2 separate regions of the Homo sapiens genome follow, and region 2 is linked to region 1. The links are chromatin contacts, found by Hi-C or POLR2A ChIA-PET in ENCODE. All regions are on one chromosome and are shown on one strand. The core of a region is the stretch at or near the end of the contact, and the rest is flanking DNA. Distances in the headings are between cores, read along the strand shown. Region 1 overlaps AIG1 (androgen induced 1). Region 2 holds the start of LINC01277 (long intergenic non-protein coding RNA 1277).

What was found. Hi-C counts contacts between places; a loop is a spot of excess contacts on that map. ChIA-PET counts read pairs that join two places held with the same protein, here RNA polymerase II (POLR2A). Pooled maps may share reads with other maps.
Region 2: a loop to region 1 is called in a pooled map, with 3 times the contacts of the local background. The contact joins the promoter of LINC01277 here to the enhancer-like site in region 1. A Hi-C loop is called at or near these places in 1 of 168 maps with a recorded cell type or tissue (dorsolateral prefrontal cortex) and 3 of 50 pooled maps. POLR2A ChIA-PET finds 5 or more read pairs at or near these places in 1 of 52 experiments (OCI-LY7).

The regions. Positions count from the first base shown.
Region 1 is chr6:143,096,527-143,101,295 of GRCh38, reverse strand. All of the region lies in intron 1 of AIG1 (androgen induced 1), which reads right to left. Among named protein-coding and RNA genes, the nearest start is that of AIG1, 38 kb to the right of the region's middle. Within about 2 kb of position 3,100, at least 4 of the 41 ENCODE cell types and tissues checked have a DNase peak (open chromatin) inside an H3K27ac peak, as active enhancers do.
Region 2 is chr6:143,035,800-143,040,706 of GRCh38, reverse strand. It overlaps LINC01277 (long intergenic non-protein coding RNA 1277), which reads left to right and starts at 3,125. Exons shown (of 3, transcript NR_038987.1): 1 at 3,125-3,718. RefSeq lists an enhancer at 798-867.

The DNA of each region.
Region 1 (4,769 bases), core at 1,851-4,350:
TGGAATTGATGGACTGTGCACTCCAGGATATTTTCCTGCATTGGTCTCAGTGGTCTCCGAGATGCTACTATATGCGCCACCTCATTACCTCATTTTCTCTCCTTATTCACCTAAAACAGACTCTTCAACAATGAAAGCCAGCAACCTGACATCTCACTTTAATAAACATTACCTACACTGGTTATTTAAAGCATCAGTAAGCAAAAAAAATTATATGAAAAATAACCTCTCAGGCATGCATAAAAAGATGACATGAAATAAAACTTGAAAATTTTATAAGAGTGAGCTTAAATTAATTATATAAGAGAATAGGCTGGGCACGGTGGCTCAGGCCTGTAATCCCAGCACTTTGGGAGGCCGAGGCGGGTGGATCACTTGAGGTCAGGAGTTTGAGACCAGCCTGGCCAACATGGTGAAACCCCATCTCTCCTAAAAATACAAAAATTAGCCGGGTGTAGTGGTGAGTGGCTGTAATCCCAGCTCCTCAGGAGGCTGAGGCAGGAGAATCGCTTGAACCTGGAGGCATAGGTTGCAGTGAGTGGAGATAGCACCACTGCACTCTAGCCTGGGCAACAGAGCAAGACTTCATCTCAAAAAAAAAAAAAGAGAATAAACTTTAAGTATGACTATATTACTATCTTCTCTCCATTAGCATCTTACGCAATCTTTACAGAGGCTTGCAATGTATATATTGCTTGCTTTTTAAAATAAAGAGAATAAGGACATCAGAAGATTAAACTTAGTAAGCTCTAACTAACACATTTTCATAAAAATGACTCCTATTATTTCTTAAAATAAGTGAATGCTTTTTAATTTTGTGGATTAAAGCTATGGACAAATATCAGTTCCTTCTTTTTTTCTGCTTTCTTTGTAAGAGTATTATTTTTAGCATTTTTCTATCCAAAACACATTAAGACAAAATCGTGAAATCAAAAGAATATTTTTAATGAGAACAAAACCTCTCCCATCTCTGAAATCAAAGGAAACAACCTAGGTCAATGAGCCACACAGTTTTCCAAGAGCAAAGGGAAGCCCTCTTCATGTAAATCTTACGGTTCAGAGGATCCATTTGGCAGTAAGAATAGAGTAGAAACACTGACATTGGAAGAATAGAAAGTACCAGCACAAGCAGGGCCAAAAACCAAGCCAGTGCTGTCAGTGGGTGGCATCAGGACCCACGGGTTATATCCATACATGCTGAAATCAACAATGCTGATGGAAACTATAGAAAAGGTAAATATATTCTAAAGTCAGCATGGCACCACTGGCAAGCAAACAAAACCGTACTTGAATGAAATTCAACTGTGGCTGAATTTTCTTATAAACCGCTGGCCACAGGTCTGCCATTGACCCTTGTGTTTAGGTTTGGCACTGAGCCTCCCAAACAACAAAGCAGGTGAAATTCTACAAATACACACTTCTAATAAATCATTCTGTCAGTTAGACAGTAACATTTACATATCATCCTTCCAATTCCTAATTGGCTAATCAGTGACAAGACCAAATTACATAGTACTGAAGGCAATAAAAAACATAAGCATGTAAATGATATCACAATGGTCCATTGTTCTGCCAAGCTTACCCCACTTAAACACACTATTTCTATTTGGATAAAGAAAGCTTTCATAATGAAACCACTTTTATGAAGCCCCTAATCAAGCAAAACTAACCAACACAATATTTTGTTTAGGAGTATATACTACTAAAAAAGGAGGAGGATATAAACACAAAATTCAGGATGGCAGCTACTTCAGGGCAGGAGGCAAAATTACAGTCTGGGAAAATAACATGATATGGAAAACAGCAGTAGAGGTAAAATTATCTTTATAATTAGCTTTAAAAACTTATGCACATATCATGCATACTATTTTATGTTGATTATTTATTCCACGGTTAACTTTTTAATAATCCCTGTCTTGCTTAGAATATGGTGTGCTCTAGGGAACAGAGCATAGCAAGTTTGGCTAATGCAGACAGAGTATCTACATTGTTAGTTAGAAACTCATTTGAAAGCTCTTTGATCTTTACAATATTTCTGGCTGAAAAGTTTATGAAGCTTTCTGCAGTAGTAGCAGCAAATAAAAAGAGCTGCTGATATTTACTACTTTTTAGTCAAAGAGAAATGTGGCCATTTTTGGTGGAATCGAAAAATATTATATGGTTATTATCCTAAATGGTAAGTGAAAACTGATGGTCTTTTTAAATCAAAAACTCTTCACTGAAATGTTTCCAAGATCTGAAGTTAAAGTTAAAATTATTATTTTTTGAGTTATGCACTTTAGTCAATATGAAGATGGTTCTCTGATCTTTGGCAATTTCTCAAACAAAAGAATATTAGCTGTTCATTTTCATCATGTAATTAGTATAGCAGCTACCCAGATAGACTGAAACTTTCAAGAGCTAAATACAGCTACCAAACGGTTTACATTTTTTAGTCCAATTCAAATAAATGAGATACCCATGGGAAAAAAATGCACAGAAGATGCTAACAAAGGTCCAATTAATCCATAAGAACAACATACCCCGGAGTTGTACAACACAAAAGTCTTGGATGATGGGGTGCCATTTATTTAGATAGAGAATAAGGGAGTAGAAGCAGGTTTGGGAGGTAAAATCAAGAAAAGTTTTTTAACATAAGTTTGAAAAGCAGGTGGTTAGATACAAGAATATAGAGCTCAAGAGAGACTGGGGCTCAAAATATAAATTTGGGGGACCAACATCAGATAGAATGTATTTAAAGCCACCATAATGCTAGTTGAGTTCCCCAAGGTAGTGAATGTAGACTATAAGGGGAAGATGGTCTAGAACTGATTTCTCAGGAATTCAACATTGAGAGGTTAAGAAGAGGAAGAGGAACCAGTAAGGGAGGCTAAGAAGAAACAGAAAATAGCCAGAATGGTCAGAAGAAAGGTAAGAGTGTCACTTCCCAGAATCCAAGTTTTAAGAAAATCCTTCAAGAAAAAGAAGGTTATTTACTAGGCTAGTCATTCCTGTGAGTTATGTAAGTAAAAAATCAGAATTAGCCACTGTATGTGTTGACGCAGTGGTTACTGATGACCTTGATTAGACTTCCTTCACTGGGGCAGAGTGTGTTTCAGAGAGAATGGAGGAAGAGGAAGTGAAAACCAGAAGTGTAGACTTCTTCCAAGGAGTTTTGCTGAAAATAGAACCAGAAAAATAGAGTGACACTAGGAGATTTAAGACAAAGACAAATTTTATTTTGTCTTGTTTCGTGTAAGATGAGAGATGATAGCACACTATGTTTGTGGACTGATGGAAATGAAGCAATTGAAATGGAAAACTGTAACACAGGAGGGAGGAGAGATACTCTGAGTAATAAAATGCTCGAGTAGGTATGAGGTTATAGATTCCAAGGTATACATGGAAGAGTTGTCCTTAGAAGCACAGACACTTCTTCTACTGCAATAGGAGAGAAAGTATAGTAGAGTTTCAAGTGGAGGTGGTTTGAGAAATTTGATGATGGGAGAATGTAGAAGCTTCTTCCGATTGCTTTTGTTGTCTTATACTGAAACAAGCAGCAAGGTCACCATGCCCTTTGGCTAATATGAAGATTGCTCTCTGAGTGAAAGAGACAGCTGAGTGAGAGGATTAGAGAGGGATGCCCAAGATTTGAGGATAGAGGAAAACAGGTGAAAGAGGCACTGTGAGAATCGAAGATGAAACTGCCTAGGTAAGTGTAGTAGCTGGTTGGTCAGCACAGTACGGAGCGCTCATTGGATATTTGTGGTTATAAACATCAAGCAAGATCACACGGGAGGCTTCTGTGATTTTCTTCAATCATTCTTAGCTGCTAGTGTACAGGCATGAGTAGACAAGTAGTTGAGTTTAATCCGGATTATAGATTTTTCAAATGAGTAAGATTGAAGGTAAACAGGATATGATGAGGGTATGCTGGGGGTGTGCTTATAAGGTTGGGCCATGCACTCTAAGCCACTAAGAAAAATAATGAGGAAATGAGGGGGTATAGGATTGGGAAAGGTGATAAGGTCTAAATTTTTTGCTACAGCAGAATGTCTGAGAAATTCTCCCACTACAAAGTAACAGAGCAAGCCCCACTTCATCAAAAAGCAAGGGAGATTCTATCTGATAGGCATTCTCTTAGGAAAAAAAAAAACAAAAAACTTCACTTTTCCTTTACAATTTAAGTCTGCTGTTACAGGGCTATTCCCTTTCTATTTGTGCCTAAGGTCACTAATGGCAATTTTTTAAATATCAAATTAGGTCATATAATAATGGTTTTCTGTGGTAACCAGATATTGGTTCACATATGTTGATTACAGTCAAGCTATGAGTTTAATTTGTGCTAATATATAGAAAAATTAAATGTATAAGATGGAAAAAATCATTTTAAAATTATATGCTAGGTTGACTTTCAATAAAAATGTAAAGTAGGAATAAGGCAATTGCAATTGTATTACAGTATCAATGACACAGTCCTATTAACCTCTGACTTATATTTGATAGAGATCCATAACTGGATTGAAAGATATTCCTTCTTTTAAAATCATTTTTTCAAAGACAGAAGCGTCATTAAGAAACTATCAATTATTAATATATACTTATCTATTGGCCATCCATATCAGCATGACATTCTGATACTGTACCCATAAATGAAATCTCAGGGGAATTCCCACAGTGAGCTATTAAGCATAAGTCTATTTACAGTGACAATAATACAACACTCTTCATCTTCTCTTTTTGATTCTGCTATTTAAAACCGCAATTTAAGAGCAAGAAGAGAAGCCATC
Region 2 (4,907 bases), core at 1,876-4,375, 61 kb after region 1:
ATAGAAACCAATTCCAGAACTTCTGCTTCCAACAATGGTAGAAAACATGTTTTGGACTAAGAATAAACAATAAAGTGGTATAAAATATTTTTTTAAATTCATTAAGGGCAACAGAGAGAATTTCTATTTCCAGAAAGGATATAGTCAGTGTGGCAGGCCAACACTTGGACTAACAACGAGAAAAACCTAGGTAAATTATATATTTATAAAGGAATCAGAGGGTTTTAAAAACAAGAACTAAATGGATTAAAATTCCAGAGAAGTGAGAACTTTCCAGTAATGACTTGATGATGTCCACAATTTTTTCCTCTTGGCAAAATTGCCAGGTTGGAGTGCAGGCTAAGGATGAGGCTGAGTCCAGGCAGAAAGATGCAGCTGCGGAAAAAAGTTAAACTAACAAAACTTTTAGCAGTTATATGGGGCTTTGGTGACTCACTGAAGGTGTGAGAAACCCTAAATACATGATTAAGACATTAACTGAATTCTGAGACTGTATGGAGGCTAAAACAGTAGTCCCCAAACTTCTGAAATGCAAAGTGAAGTCCCCCACAGTGTCATGGTGCTAGAGAATCAACGAACTGCTATGGAAAAGAGGAGCCCCAAAACAAAAGAAGTAAAATATAAAAACATAAGAGGGAGTAGGGAATTGACATTGGTAATTTACAGGTGGTTTTTTGATGGGAATATTTACAGATTCTGAGCAAAGCTACAGGCTGTCCCTCAAAGAAAACAACAAAAGAGATCTCTATTCTTCACAGAAGACTATAGAGTGTCCCAAACACATTGCCAGTCTTCCTTTCAAGCGAGTTGCTGAATTTTGAAGCTTTATGGAGCAGGAGGTTAAAGAGCTAAACTGAAAACTTGCTGTTATCTTTTAGGGCTGGAAGACAGAGATCCACCAGGCTCTCAATTGAAAGCCCTGGAGGGCTACACCCTAAGAACAGAAGTGAATCGGAGGTACACTTAGCAAAACTGAAACCAGCTTCTGATTCAGAATAATCTCTGACTCGATTGAGGTGATCAAAGGCTATTCTACCTGCCCAACAGAAGAAAAAGGGAACACTTTCGGTGGAAGGCAATATCATCTGGACCCTTTATGGTTTTATTATACATAATGTCTAACATTTTTTAAATTACTAGATGTGGAAGATCAAGTTCATTTGCCCAATAATCAAGAGAAAAAAACACACACAATAGAAACACAATTATAGATGATCAAGATATTGTAATCAGCAAATGAGAATTTACAAATAATTTTTATGAATATGTTTAAGAAAATAAAGTGCAAAATTGATGAGGAAATGGACAATTTTCAGTAAAACTAACCTATAAAAAAGATTTCTTTAGGCATTCTAAATTTGAAAAAATATACTATCGTCAGTTAAGAAATCAATATATGGAGAAAACTGCAGTGGAAAGGATCAGTAGAGATAGCAGTGTGTCCAACAGCCAAGAAAGTAGGGTGGCGGGCATACAGATAGTGATGTGCATAGGGGCAAAAGAAGTCATAATGGGAAAGCCATGTGGAGGCAGCAGAGTGCCTGGTGTCCAAGGAAGCATGTATAGGGGGTACATATGGTGGCAGTTGTATGCTCAGCAGAAGAAGCACCAGGGAGGTGAAGGTAAGAGTAAGTTGGGGTGCACAGTTAACAATGTGTCTAACAGCCAGAAGGTGGAGACAGGGGCATGGAGGCAGTGGCATATCAAACAGACCAGGGTTTGGTGGGGAGAAGAGTTCAAAAGTGACAACTTGCCTGGAGATGAAATCAGGAGTGATGAGTTGGCCATGGCAGTACCTAGCATTTTTAGGAAATTAATTATGTAAAGGAGGATTGATCAAGAAAGTATCTATATTGAAGCTAATGGAAGCTGGATTTCTCTCTGTGGGAAAACAAATTTACAAATATGAAAAGGGGAAGCGAAAAAAATAACTCATTGCTATTGTTATGGTAAGAAGGAAGAAGGAAGGAAGGAAAGAGCAAAAGGAAGGAAAGAAGGAAAGAGTGAAAGGGAAGGGAGGAAAGAAACAAAAAAAATTATCAATGCAAGTGAATATGTCTGTGTACATATCCATGAATACATACATATATTTCAAAATTCTGACCATGGAGAGGACCTAGGTGCAATGACACCCCAGTAGCAATTAATAACAAGTATGTAGGTTCCAATTTCCATAACAAACAACAAGGACTCCTTGTAAAAGTGGATGATTCAAGGATGGAGGTAGAGAAATTTCAAGATAAGCCTGGAACGTTGGATAATAATGAACTGTGGTTTGAATGCTGGTATTTATCGCTGTCCATTTTCTGATTTGAAAGGCTTGGCAATTACTCTGTAGGAGAGTGTCTTTGGGAGAAGTAGTAATAGGAATATTTACAGATGATAGGACATAAAGGTTTCAACTTGCTTAACTTGCTCTCAAAATATTCAAAAAAGGTATCATATCCTTGAAAATACACATCTATCTATCTATCTATCTATCTATCTATCTATCTATCTATCTATCATCTTTACAAAAAGAGATGGAGAAAATATGAAACTATTAACTGAGGAATCTGGATGAAGAGAATGTGGGAGTTCATTCTACTGTTCTTGCAACTTTTCTGATAAAAATATTTCAAAGTAAATTATTTCAAAATTAAATTTAAAAACTCAATATATGAGTTTAACAATAGGTTGGACACTATTGAATACAAGACTTGTGAACTGGAAACATATCAATGAAAAATATACAAAGTGAAGCATGGAAGAAAAAAAGAAAGAGAAAAAATAAGAAACAAATGTAAGAGACATACAGGACAAGTATGAAAGGTCTACCATGTAAAACTGAAGTTTCAGAGGGCAAGGAGAAAGAAATAGAGCAGAAGCAATATTCAAAGGGATAATGGTTGGGAATTTTCTAAAGCAGATAAAATACATTTAACCCACTGGTTAAGAAGCTCAGCAAACCCTCAAGCAGGATAAGTATAGAGAAAACCACAATTATGCAACTCACAATAAAACTGCTGAACCAAAGACAGAGAAGATGGAAAAACCAGCCAGAAGAAAAAAGACACATTATCTACAAAAGAGCAACAATGAGACTGGCAGCTGTCTCTAATAGCAACAATAGAAGCCAGAAGATAATGGAATGCTATCTCTAGAGTACTGAAAGAAACTAAAGGCCAACGTGTGAAAAACAATCTTCAGAAATGAACGTTAAATGATGACATTTTCAAACAAACAAGCAACAAAAAGAAGCAAAAAGTAAACAAAAAACAAAAATTCACATAATTTATTGCTAGGAGTTTTACACTGAAATGCTGAAGGGATTTCTACTAGCAAAAGTAAAAATGATCTCATTTGAAAAGATGGAAATTCAAGGAGGGAATGAAGAATACTGGATGGGTAAATGTGTTGGTAACTGTAAATGAATACTGACTACACAAAATTATGTTGAATAACTGAAAGATGAAAACACAATCACTTGAAGGAGAAATGTATGGTCAAACTGCATGCAGGAAAAACTTCTATAAAAGAGTTACTTCATGCTCTGGGTTGGCAGATACAATGAGCAGGAGTGCATCAGAAGTAATCAAGAAGGTGATTAGTTGGTGTACTTCAGCAGGAGCAACCAGATGAATTGGCTTCTCTATATCCCCGTATTAGCCACAAGCTAGGCAGCAGCCTGCAGGTGGGAGCAATGCCTATGCATGTATGGATCAGTGTGCTACATACAGTAAGTACAGGATGGTACCAGTTCCTGGTGAGAGGACACAGATGAATAGAAAAGAGACTGAAATGATATACAATAAGCCAGTAACTAATGTTGCCACTAGAGATGGGGTTAGAGGAAATAGTTTTGTCTACATTATATAAATCTTTCACAATAAAAATGTATTCATGTGCTACTTGTATAATTAGAAATATATTTGAAAATGAATAATTTTGTATAGGAAATATATGTTTGACTCCATGCAATAAATACTGACATCAGCATCAAAATAAAGCATTTCTAAAAATCACCTGGAAATAAAAATAGTCTTCTAGATAACTCTTGTATCAAAGAGGAAAAAAGAATCCTGATAACATAATATAATCTTGTGAATTGTAACCAAATCTTACCTTATGAAAAATTTTGTTTAAAATAACATAAATGTATAACTCAGGAAATTAAAAAGAAGAAAATAAATCAAAAGAAAGTAAAAGAATGTAAAAGCAATGACTTAAACATGAGAAAGCCAAACATTACAATTTATTGATAAAAACAGTGATCTTGTATTTGAAAAGTTATAAAAACAAAACAAACCAATCAATCCCTAGCAAGTCTAGCCAAAGGAAACCTAAGAGAACACAAATACAATATTAGAAAACAGAAAAGGTATAACCAAAGGAAATTATAATTTTTAAATAAAATTTTTGTACTTTTCTGAGTATAAAATTTTAAAATAGATATTTTTAAGGAAACTACAAACAACCAATTTGCCTGAATAAAATATAGGAAGCCAAAATAGATCAATATCCATAGAAAAGTTGAAACTTTTGTAAAAAAAATACTGTAAAATGGCTCTGGGCCATGTTCATTTTCTCAGAAATTTTTACCAAATACTGACGAATAGTTAAGTTCTGTAGTACTTAATTGTTACAAAGCTATAGAAATCATAACTTTGATACAATAAACCTGATAAATATGTCACAAAACCATGGGCCAATCTATCTAATAAGCACAAATAAAAAGTCTGTTATGAAATATCAAATCCAACAGTATACTAAAAGAGCAATACACTTTACCTGATCAAATTTATTCAAGAGTACAAAAATTGTTCAAATTTAGGAAATATGCTAATGTAATCTTGGTAGATGCTAAAGGACATTTTATAAATGTTAACGTTACTTTTGATTAAAATTCCTGGTGTGCCAAGGGAAAA